Regions from separate parts of the Homo sapiens genome. Here region 1 is linked to region 2. The links are chromatin contacts, found by Hi-C or POLR2A ChIA-PET in ENCODE. All regions are on one chromosome and are shown on one strand. Each heading gives the region's core, a stretch centred on a gene start or an enhancer-like site at or near the end of the contact. The rest is flanking DNA. Distances are from core to core; before and after follow the strand shown.

Region 1 (5,474 bases), core at 1,252-3,751, 2.0 Mb before region 2:
ACAGACTCTTACTCTGTCAACTCATGAACCACACTTTTTCCAAATTCCCACCAACACAAATATAAATACCAAAAAGATTAAATATTTAAATGGGAAAAAAAAAGCATTAAAAGAACAAGCTGAGCATGGTAGGGTATGCTGTAGTCCCAGCTGCTCAGGAGGCTGAGGCAGGAGGATAACCTGAACCCAGGAGTTCAAGACCAGCAACCAGCCTGGGCAACACCGTGAGACCCTGTCTGTAACCAAAAAAAAAAAAAAAAAAAAAAAAAAAAGCCAGGCGCAGTGGCTCACGCCTGTAATCCCAGCACTTTGGGAGGCCGAGGCAGGCGGATCACGAGGTCAGGAGATCGAGACCATCCTGGCTAACATGGTGAAACCCCATCTCTACTAAAAATACAAAAAATTAGCCAGGCGTGGTGGCGGGCGCCTGTGTTCCCAGCTACTTGGGAGGCTGAGGCAGGAGAATGGCGTGAACCCAGGAGGCGGAGCTTGCAGTGAGCCGAGATCATGCCACTGCACTCCAGCCTGGGCGACAGAGCGAGACTCCATCTCAAAAAAAAAAAAAAAAAAAAAAAAAAACTCACGTCAGGGAATATCTATGTGAAGACACTCTAGAGAGATGGATGTGTAACAATGAGAAAAGTGGCTCCAGTATCTTTCAGCACGCAGAAATTAAAGAAGTTAAAGAACAAACACAAACCGAGAAAATACGTTAGAGACAATCGATAGCAAGCTTCCACGAGCAAAAAGACTGTCCAAACCCCCTATAAAAAGGCAAAGATATAAACAGGTTGTCACAAAGAGAAATATAAATGGTCAACGAATACATAGCTAGGTGCTGCATTTCACTACCAAAGAAGTGTAAAATAAAATAATGTGATATCATTTTTCACAAATTACATTGACAAAAATTTAAAAAGACTTACGGGGCCAAGCACAGTGGCTCATGCCTCTAATGCCAACACTCTGAGAGGCCAAGGTGAGAGGACTATTTGAGCCCAGGAGTTCAAGGTTGCAGTGAGCTAGGATTGTGCCAATGCACTCCAGCCTGGGCAACAGAGCAAGATTCCATCTCAAAACAAAAAGCTTTCAGTAACTGCTGTGAATCTAGCAAATTACTGAACCTTGACGGGGGTCTTGGGGACCACTAAAGGTGGACTTGATGCGAGAAGGGCAGTCAACCAAGCATGGTGACTCACGCCTGTAGTCCCAGCACTTTGTGAGGCTGAGGTGGACAGATTGTTTGAGCGCAGAAGTTCTAGACCAGCCTGGGCAACAAGGCGAAAACTCTTCTCTACAAAAAAGAAAAAAAAAAAAAATTAGCCGGGCGTGGTGACATCCACCTGTAGTCCTAGATACTCAGGAGGCTGAGGTGGGAGGATCGCAGAGCCCGCAGAGGCAGAGTTACAGACGGAGGCCAGGGCTTAGGAGAAAACGTCACAGGACCGCATGAGCAAACCATACAGTCAAACTGTTACTTCCCTGTGCCAGAAACGAGCTGCCGGAGATGCAGCAAAGAGTAAGACTAATCCGCTGGGTTAGGCTGATGGGGATGCGCGAAGAGCAAGGCCCTGGGTTAGGCAGAGTTGTTGTGAGGATTAAAGCAGAATGCTCGCAGAGGCCTGGCAAGTCCTCAACCCTGGAACCGAGAGAAGGCCCCTCTAGACTCGAGAAAGGGAAGCCCCACCCGACTCCTGCCCCTACGCCGTGGCCCCACCCCCACGGTGGCCCCAGGCCTCATTTAACCCCGCCCACGCCATCGCCTCGCCACCCCCCCGTCTTTAGCCACGCCCTTTAGCGTCACGGCCCCACGACAGCCACGTGGCCGCAGGCCCATTTAATCCCGCCCACGTCGTGGCCCGGCCCCGCGGACGTTGGCCACGCCCTTGGCATCAAGGCCCCGCACCCTCCACAACCCGGACCCCGCTTAACCCCGCCCATTCGGTCGCCCCGCCCCGACAGCACGGCCCCGCCCCATCCCTTAGCCCCGCCCACCTCACCGGGGTTAGAACCCAGTCTAACTCCGCGGCCCGCCGTCTTCACCCCACGCCACCGCCCACCCGCGTCGCCCTGGCCCCGACGCACGGCCCCGCCCTCCCCACTGCGGCTGGGACCCACGTCACCCTTCCCACCCCTGGCATCACAACCCCGCTCCCCGACCCGGCTGGACGCTCGCCCCGCCCCACAACGTCAAGGGCCACCCCACCCCCACCCGGGCCGCCGCGCTCCTCACCAGCTCGAAGCGGTTGTTGACTCGGACGCCCTCCTTCCCTGCGCCCCCGGGACGCCGGACACCAAGCTCCCGCTTGGGCCCTTCTTCTTCCGCGTCATCGTCATCACGGAGATCGAAATGCAAGGCGCCGGGCCCGAGGGGCTCCTGGCCGCGCTGTTCCCCCCTCAGCCTCCGGAGGGCCCGGCGCGACATAGGACCGAACGACCACGACGTCTGGAGAGAGGGAGAAGGAAGCGCAGAAAACTCGGCTGTCGGCGCGCCTGCGCACTCTTCGCGCGGGGTCGGGGGCGGGGGAGCTGGCTGCGCGCCTGCGCACTCTTGGCGCGAGGGGTGGGGGCAGGACCTGGCTGCGGCGCCTGCGCGTCGCGGCTCTCCGGAACTTTCCCGCTTCAGCGGCGGCGTCTGGGCGGGCTCCGGGGGGTCCGGGCCAGGTCTCTGGAGAGCTGGGTGTCTGCGCGCCGTGCGCACCGGGCATGGAGAGGTGCCCCGCGGGGATGACGGGCTTCGATTCGGGGTAACGGGCGCGCAGCCGGCGACAGTCGGCCCTGCCCGGCCTTGCCCATCCATGTGGCCCGGAACCCGCAGCCGCGTTCTGCCCGCCGGGGCCTGTCCCCGCACCGTGCCTGCAGCATTTCAGCTGCGTCCCGGACGTTGCTAGTTGGTCCTTTTCGTGTCAGGGTGTCATTCGAGTGATCTAGCCGTCGATGCCCGCCTCTGCCCTGGAGCCGCCGCCCCTCGAGCAGCATTGAGTGACGCGGCCCTTACTGCCCGCCCGAGGCCTCTTTAGGGACAGTGGTTCTGACAGTTCTAGGACAGGCCGCCCGCGTTTGTCACGATCTAAGGGCCGGGCGCGGTGCTCACGCTTGTAATCCCAGCACTTTGGGAGGCCAAGGTGGGCGAATCACCTGAGGTCGGGAATTCGAGACCAGGTTGGGCAACACGGTGAAACTCCCTCTACTAAAAATACAAAAATTAGCTGGGCGTGGCTGCGCACGCCTGTAATCCCAGCTACTCGGGAGGCTGAGGCTGCAGTGAGCCGAGATCGCGCCACTGCACTCCAGCCTGGGCGACAGAGCCAGACCCTGTCTCAAAAAAATGAAAAAAATAAAGTAGATGAGGCTGAGACAGTGCTGGGTTCAGTGGGCGGAGGGCACAGCTTCCTGTGCCTGGGGTTGGGGACATGGGGACAGGAGGGCATAGAGAAGACAGGTGCCAGCAGCCTCCTGCCCGACTTACTGCGGCTTCATGAGCACAAGCAGCAGCCCTGGTGAGCCGGCCTGGCCCCTCCCAGGATGGGTTAGGGTTTTATTTTATTTTGTGAGATGAGGTCTTGCTCTGTTGCCCAGGCTGGAGTGCAGTGGCGCAATCTCGGCTCACTGCAACCTCCATCTCCCAGGCTCAAGCACTTCTCCTGTCTCAGCCTCCCGAGTAGCTGGGACTACAGGCATGTGCCACCATGCCCGGCTAATTTTTGTACTCAGTAGAGATGGGGTTTCACCATGTTGGCCAGGCTGGTCTCGAACTCCTGACCTCAAGTGATCTGCCCACCTCACCCTCCAAAAGTGCTGGGATTACAGGTGTGAGCCACTGCACCTGCCGTGGTTTAGGGTTTTAACGTGGGCTTTCATTTCCAAGTGTTCCTGTATGAATTACAACCCAGTCTCCCCATGATAGGGAGTGTGAGTCCCCGTAGAACCAGAACAACCGTCGTCCTTACCAAGCACTACACATTAGCTTATTGCTGGCTGTGTGACCGGAGGAGTTCCCTGACCCTCTCTGTGCCTGTTTTCTTATTTTTAAACAGGAATAAAAATACAGGCCAGAGAGTCCGTGAAATGCTTACACGCATGCTAGAAGCTGGCTGTTTTTACTGGGGGCTCTAATTTTGTGTGTTTGGATTTCCTGGACCCCAGCTGACAGGAGTATTTTCTCCCGCAGGCCCATCAGTTACAAGTCCTGTCCCTTCTGACCTCCAGGCCCCACGGCTAGCATTACAGCCTGGAGTCAAAGTTCTGGGTGAGCTGTGTATCTTTGGCCAAATTCTTTGACCTCGTTGAGCCTCAGTTCCCTCATCTGTAAGGTAAGATGACGGCAGAACGTCACGGAGGAGCAGGGCAGGGCCCCGTTAACAGGCTGAGCCGGGCGCAGGTGAGCAGACAGCACTCGGCACAGGGCCTGTCTAGAGCCTGCAGTCACACCTCCTGCCCCTGTGGATCCTCTCCCTGGAGAACGAGAATACGGATCTGGGAAATGAGACCAAAGTACCCCCCAGGCCAGCAGGTGTGGCCAGAGGAGCTGATGGGCAGTAGTCTGTGCCGTCCGCATGCAGCCCTGACCATGGTGGCCAGGACCACGAAGCTGGTAGAGGCAGCCAGGGCTGCGTGGACAGAGCAGGCCTGGAGCCCTTGCCTGGTGGGCACCTGACTCTAAGCCAGGAGGCCTTTCCTCGTCCTGGAAGGCAGGTGGCCCCTCAAGCCCAGCTTCAACCTTGGGAGAACATGCCATGCTGGGTGAATCCTCAGCGCACATCCCAGACAGAAGACTGTGAGACCTCCTTTATTAGGCCAAGAGTGGCCATGTGCACAGATTTACAGAGCTGCTCCTCCCTGTGCCAGGACCGCCCAGCATCTTCAGGAGCCTCTGGGCCAGGGGCGAGTGAGGACAGCACCAGAATGTGGTAGGGCCAGGAGAGGCAGGACACATGTGGTTTGGACCCCAGGGAAAGGGAAAGGGCAAGGGCAGGGAGCAGCTTGGCACGGACCTTTTTTTTTTTCGAGACAGAGTCTCGCTCTGTCGCCCAGGCTGGAGTGCAGTGGTGCAATCTCGGCTCACTGCAACCTACACCTCCCGGGTTCAAGCGATTCTCCTGCCTCAGCCTCCCCTGTAGCTGGGATTACAGGTTCCTGCCACTATACCTGGCTAATTTTTGCATTTTCAGTAGAGACAACATTTCATCATGTTGGCCAGGCTGGTCTCAAACTCCTGACCTCAGGTGATCCTCCCTCCTCGGCCTCCCAAAGTGCTGGAATTACAGGCCTGAACCACCACGCCTGGCCAGACCTTTCAAACAGGTGGGGGTGCCTCCCAGGAGGACCCTGCCTACTCAGAGACTTCCCAGATGCCTCTGCTGCCTGAGTCCCCACAAAGGGAGAGCAGAGGCAAGCAGGGCACTCTGGTCCAGCTGGGAGCCAAGATACCCTGTCCCCACCTAGACGTCCACTGGGGAAGGGAAACTGCCGTT
Region 2 (5,713 bases), core at 2,134-4,633:
AAAGAAAGAAAGAAAGAAAGAAAGGAAGGAAGGAATGTTTGGGTTGTGGTGAGGCTGTGGAGATGAAAGCTGTATCATGCAGATGAAGCTTTTAGCTAGGAGGCTTCAAAGAGAACAGGCTGTAAAATGTTAATCTTTAAGTCTGATAGACTTCAAGTATGTGTTGGTGTTAGTGCTGGAGAGGTCTAAAGAGGCCGTCCAACCCCCGATTCTCTTCCTGGCCCAAACCAGTCTTTCAGGTTAAATGTTAAGAGCCCTGGCTGAGGAGGAAGTCTGTTTAGATGTCTGGGGTGGCCCTTAGAATTTTATTTTTGGTTTACAGGGTTTACCAGGTAAGTCGTTTTCCTGGGAAAAAGAACGAGTTGAAAGGAAGAGCAAGGATCCGCTCCGGACCTCACTCCTATATTTTGCTGAGATGAAAACCACAATCCCTGCACTGCGAGACTCATCTCATAATTAGAAAACAAAGGATTATCCACCGGGTTCTCTCCCCTCGCCCTGTGGCCTTGCTGCTCCCCTGCAGTTGCTCCAAATGACAAAATAATGACGGGTTCGCCTTGTGAGAGAGGGTGGCCTGCTCAACTCCACGCTGGCGCTCTGAGGGGGGCAGAAGATGCCTCGTCTCATTTATGTTGCAAACAGCCTTAAAAAGGACCTGCAGGGCGCTGGGCGTGGTGGCTCACGCCTGTAATCCCAGCACTTTGGGAGGCTGAGGCGGGCGGATCACGAGATCAGGAGATTGGGACCATCCTGGCTAACCCCAATTCTACTAAAAATACAAAAAATAAAAAATTAGCCGAGCATGGTGGCGGGTGCCTGTAATCCCAGCTACTCCGGAGGCTGAGGCAGGAGAATTGCTTGAACCCGGGAGGCGGAGGTTGCAGTGAGTTGAGACTGTGCCACTGCACTCCAGCCTGGGTGACAGAGTGAGACTCCGTTTCAAAAAAAAAAAAAAGAAAAGAAAGTATTCTCCCAACCAGCTCAAGCGAGAGTGCCACAACTTTTTTTTCTTTTCTTTCTTTCTTTTTTTTAACCTCTGAAAATACACAACATGTGATAAATTACTGACTGGAGCTGAAAAGACCATTGTCCTGCCTCTGTAAAAATCAAAACGCTGCCGAATCTTTCCAACAGATGGCACTCTTTGCTAAGATTCTAGAGTCATAGCTTTCAGGCGAAGGCGTTTCAGGGCCGGCATCAGGGACGTCTGAGAGGAGTAGATTTGCTGGATAAATCTAGAATGTTGTCATATGAAAACCCAGTAAAAACCGACAGAGGTGGCGTAATAGCTGTGTGACTTGAACACGCTCATGGCTGTTGTCACCCTTCCTGCTTAAGGGCTCCAGCACTTGCCAGGAGCCTGGCTCTGGGGGCACCAACCATGACTTGCACCAACTGTGCAGGGCCCCCTCTGTGCCGGTGGGGACCCCTGCACCTCCCTTATTAATTCTCACTCACCCTGGGCTCTCAGCTCCAGGTACCACCTCAGAAAAGTCTATCTGGACCTGCCTGGTCCCTGTCGCTGTCGCTGGCTCACCCTGTCATGTCCTTGGCTTATCATGGTTGTAATTTTATGCTTTGGGGTATGACTGTTGGTTGCCTTTCTTGTTACTCAAAGAAGAATGGTGGAATGATTAAAAGTACCATATAAGTTCAGAGTCAAAAGGACAGCTCCCAGGCTACTTGCTGGCCGGACAAGCGAGGTAACCCTACCAAGCCTCAGCTTCCTTATTTGCAAAATGGCTCTAACTGGCACCTACCCTATTGCATAAGAAGCTGTCTAGGGGAGGACTCAGTGAGCACTCGGTGAGTTTGCCCAGCCATGGTGGTACTGTCTCCTTCCCTCTGCAGGCACAGCGGGAAGAATAGGGCAGATGGAGGGGTCTCTGCACCTTCCACAGCCAGCAATGTGGACGGCAGATTACAAGTTAGTATCTGTGTGACCTCCGCACTCCCCCGCCTGTGGCTGCCTGGGCTGCTGAGATTTCGCTCGGTTTTATCACCGCAGAGGAATGCCCGACATACCGGGGGGCGAGCAAGGTCCAGAATGACAAGCCCTGGCATTCCTCAGCCGCCCCCTCCCTGGGGTGGGGCCTGGACATTCCTGGCTGCAGCTAGAGGTCCCAGCACGACAGGGATTCTGACCCCCCTCCACCACGGCTATTGTTCAGAATTCTGTGGATTCCAGAGGCATCTGCCCAGCAGACTGTCTTGCTGTGAACACCCAGCTCTGCAACCGGTGTTTGCGTGTTTGCCCTGGGAGGCTGAACGCTCACCCAGAACAAAGGCCTCCCCACATGCCTGCTGTGAGCTTCCAAGGACTCGTTTGCACACACGCCAAGGAACCCCGGGGTGGGGTGATACTGAGGAGCTTCCTCCCTGACCCACACACACCCTTTGAACAGGTCTTTGGCCGCTCACCAGTCTGGTCAATCTCGGGGCAGTATTTATATTCCTTCCCATTTCCAGGCCTAGGAGCCTTGGCATCCTGCTCTCGCCTCTAACTGAAATTACCTCTCAACCCTTTTTAGCTAAGATGCCTCTCGCATTCCCTAGGAATAACAAGCTTTAAAGCCCCTTCACACTGAAGCCTGCCTTTGAATTCCCCAGGTAGATTTGGGGGTGGGGGTCTTATGGCTCCCAGCGAACCCCCGGTTCTGTTGATTAAATTGAGCTCAGGCAGATTGCTGGCTTCCCAAAGCCTGTGTTATTACTGCTTCTCAAAGCTACGGGCACCGGATCGCCGTCTTTGGCAAGATTCTTTTGGGATACAATGGGAATTACTGGGTGGCCTCGGTTCGGTTCTTCCCTCGTCCCAGTTCGCGGCTCACCAGCCCCACTGATGCAGCCCCCAGGCTGGAAGGAGGCTGCAGGAGCTTCCCCTCAGGTCATCCTCTCATCCCTCCCCCGTGCCCCAGGAGCTGGTTGTGGGGGCGGTTCCATCCCCTCGGCCCATCCGGGACAGGAGCCTAGGTTCCCTTCGGGGGGTACCCCAAACTCCATCCTTGGCCTCAGGCCAGCCCTGGTGCACTGCCCGCTCCCAGGCTTGACGAGAGGCTGCGGGCCAGTGGGTGAAGGGGCGCGCCCTGACTGCCAGGCCCCGCCCAGGCGCATCCGGGAGGACGGGCTGGGATGACGCGGGCGCCGGGAGGGGGGAGGTCGCGAGGCCGGGGTCTCCATGGCGCAGGAGGACTGGGGCCTTCGAGGACCACGCGGGCCTGGGAATAGCCCGCCAGGCTGGGCCGGACGACGCACGTGCTCCGAGCTGGGCCGAGGGGGCGGGGCTGAGGGACGGGGCCGGGCCACGGGGCGGGGAGGAGCCGCGGACGGTGGGCGGGGCCGGCGGGCCGGGGCCTAAAAGGCGGCGCGGGCGGGGTTCCTGACGCAGCTGCGGGCGGCGGGCGGCGCGCACACTGCTCGCTGGGCCGCGGCTCCCGGGTGTCCCAGGCCCGGCCGGTGCGCAGAGCATGGCGGGTGCGGGCCCGAAGCGGCGCGCGCTAGCGGCGCCGGCGGCCGAGGAGAAGGAAGAGGCGCGGGAGAAGATGCTGGCCGCCAAGAGCGCGGACGGCTCGGCGCCGGCAGGCGAGGGCGAGGGCGTGACCCTGCAGCGGAACATCACGCTGCTCAACGGCGTGGCCATCATCGTGGGGACCATTATCGGCTCGGGCATCTTCGTGACGCCCACGGGCGTGCTCAAGGAGGCAGGCTCGCCGGGGCTGGCGCTGGTGGTGTGGGCCGCGTGCGGCGTCTTCTCCATCGTGGGCGCGCTCTGCTACGCGGAGCTCGGCACCACCATCTCCAAATCGGGCGGCGACTACGCCTACATGCTGGAGGTCTACGGCTCGCTGCCCGCCTTCCTCAAGCTCTGGATCGAGCTGCTCATCATCCGGCCTTCATCGCAGTACATCGTGGCCCTGGTCTTCGCCACCTACCTGCTCAAGCCGCTCTTCCCCACCTGCCCGGTGCCCGAGGAGGCAGCCAAGCTCGTGGCCTGCCTCTGCGTGCGTGAGTACGGGGCGCGGGCCGGGGGTTGGGAGGTCGTAGTCTCTGGGTCCCTGCATCCTTGCATCACTACGCCCCTGGCTCCCACATCTCTACATCTTTACGTTCCTGGACCATCCCGGCAGTTCTAGGCTAAGGTCATTGGTCCCAGAAACCACGTGCGTTTCTTTCATTCATTCTTTTACACTTCTCCCCACAGGCTGGGAATATCTTCAGTGACGGGACAGCAGGGTCCCTGCCCTGCCCTTCGGTGGGCATTCCATTCCCCCACTTAAGCGGTTTAGGCAAGTGCCACCCTCCCGTTGGCCCCGCTGAGCAATACTCCCAGCCTCTTGCGTGGCACCCACGTGGAGTAACTGAGCAATCGGTTTACTGTTAGAGCTCCGATTGCTGACTGGTTGGTGAGAAGGAAATTGCAGTTAAAAAAAAAATCATTCATTTCTGCTCTCCACACCAGCTCGTCAGGAATCAGTGACACGGGCTGACTCATAAGAAAACAGTAGTAATAACATCGTGTGCGGGTAGTGACTGGTGCTGATTTAGGCTAAGGGATCCCCCCTGAGGGTTCCCAGTAGTGAGAGAGCGGAGCTTGGCTGCAGATTCAGTCTGTGTTGCAGTGAATGGACGTGCGGGTCCCAGGTTTCTCTGGGAAACAGCCATGGGGCTCCTGTTTTGGTGGGCATGGTGCTGGTGTGTTCTTCACCAGGCCAGAGATAACTGCTTTTCAAAATAGTTTTCTTTTTCTTTTTCTTTCTTTTTTTTTTTTTTTTTTGACACTGAGTCCCGCTCAGTCGCCCAGGCTGGAGTACAGTGGCACGATCTCGGCTCACCGCAAGCCCGCCTCCCAGGTTCATGCCATTCTCCTGGCTCAGCCTCCCGAGTAGCTGGGACTACAGGTGCCCGCCACTACGCCCGGGTAATTTTTTTTGTATTTTTAGTAGAGACGGCGTTTCACCGTGTTAGCCAGGATGGTCTCGATCTCCTGACCTTGTGATCCGCCCGCCTCGGCCTCCCAAAGTGCTGGGATTACAGGCGTGAGCCACCGTGCCCGGCCTCAAAATAGTTTTCTTGTGGGATTTCAGGGGGAAAATCACTTGTAGCAGATGCCACATGATTTGGTTGGGTGGCGTGGGAAGGTGGGTCTTGGCAATTCTCAGATTCATCCCATGGCATGGATCGGCCTGCATCTCAATAGTGTGTGTACACATTCAAGGTGGGAAGGGCTAATTTATAGTTGGGGTCTTGAGCCATGAAATCAGGGGAGTGGCTTCTGACTGGCAGGACCTGTTGGCGCTGTTTTCTGCCACACCGTACTTTGGGGGGGAGGGGGAGGGGGAGGCATTTCTTCATAAATGTGAGAATGCCCCGAGGGCAAGACTCAGCAGGGCTCTGTGTGGTTTCTCTGAGGCTCTGAGTCGAGCAGCCGCACCACCATGCAGGTCAAAGCCGGGAAAAATCGTAGCAGGACAGCAGTGGGGAGAGCCTGTGCCTTCCAGCTGGGCGTTGGAGATGTGAATGTAGGGGATGACTCTGATTTCTTTTTTTGTCATTAGAATTTCACTGGTTCAGTCTCCCTCCCGCCTAGGTACATGTCGGCCCGGTATGTAACGACATGGATAGTAGCTTACGCAGCCTGCACTCTTATCTTTAAAAAATGAACCCCTGGTTGGCTGGGTGTGATGGCCCACGCCTATAATCCCAGCACTTTGGG

Evidence for each region. Hi-C counts contacts between places; a loop is a spot of excess contacts on that map. ChIA-PET counts read pairs that join two places held with the same protein, here RNA polymerase II (POLR2A). Pooled maps may share reads with other maps.
Region 1: a loop to region 2 is called in a pooled map, with 4 times the contacts of the local background. The contact joins the promoter of TCF25 here to the promoter of SLC7A5 in region 2. A Hi-C loop is called at or near these places in 2 of 50 pooled maps. POLR2A ChIA-PET finds 5 or more read pairs at or near these places in 2 of 52 experiments (activated B cell and naive thymus-derived CD8-positive, alpha-beta T cell).

The regions. Positions count from the first base shown.
Region 1 is chr16:89,870,619-89,876,092 of GRCh38, reverse strand. It overlaps TCF25 (TCF25 ribosome quality control complex subunit), which reads right to left and starts at 2,501. Exons shown (of 18, transcript NM_014972.3): 1 at 2,234-2,501. The coding sequence starts at 2,425. LOC112268179 (a long non-coding RNA gene) reads left to right here and starts at 2,605. Exons shown (of 2, transcript XR_002957933.2): 1 at 2,605-3,125; 2 at 4,172-5,474. SPIRE2 (spire type actin nucleation factor 2) reads right to left here. Exons shown (of 15, transcript NM_032451.2): 15 at 4,774-5,474. RefSeq lists silencers at 1,717-2,186, 2,657-2,776 and enhancers at 2,857-3,016, 2,787-3,743.
Region 2 is chr16:87,867,177-87,872,889 of GRCh38, reverse strand. It overlaps SLC7A5 (solute carrier family 7 member 5), which reads left to right and starts at 3,383. Exons shown (of 10, transcript NM_003486.7): 1 at 3,383-4,005. The coding sequence starts at 3,468. RefSeq lists a cis regulatory region at 1,020-1,346, enhancers at 1,308-2,069, 1,426-2,625, 2,070-2,829 and a silencer at 3,070-3,419.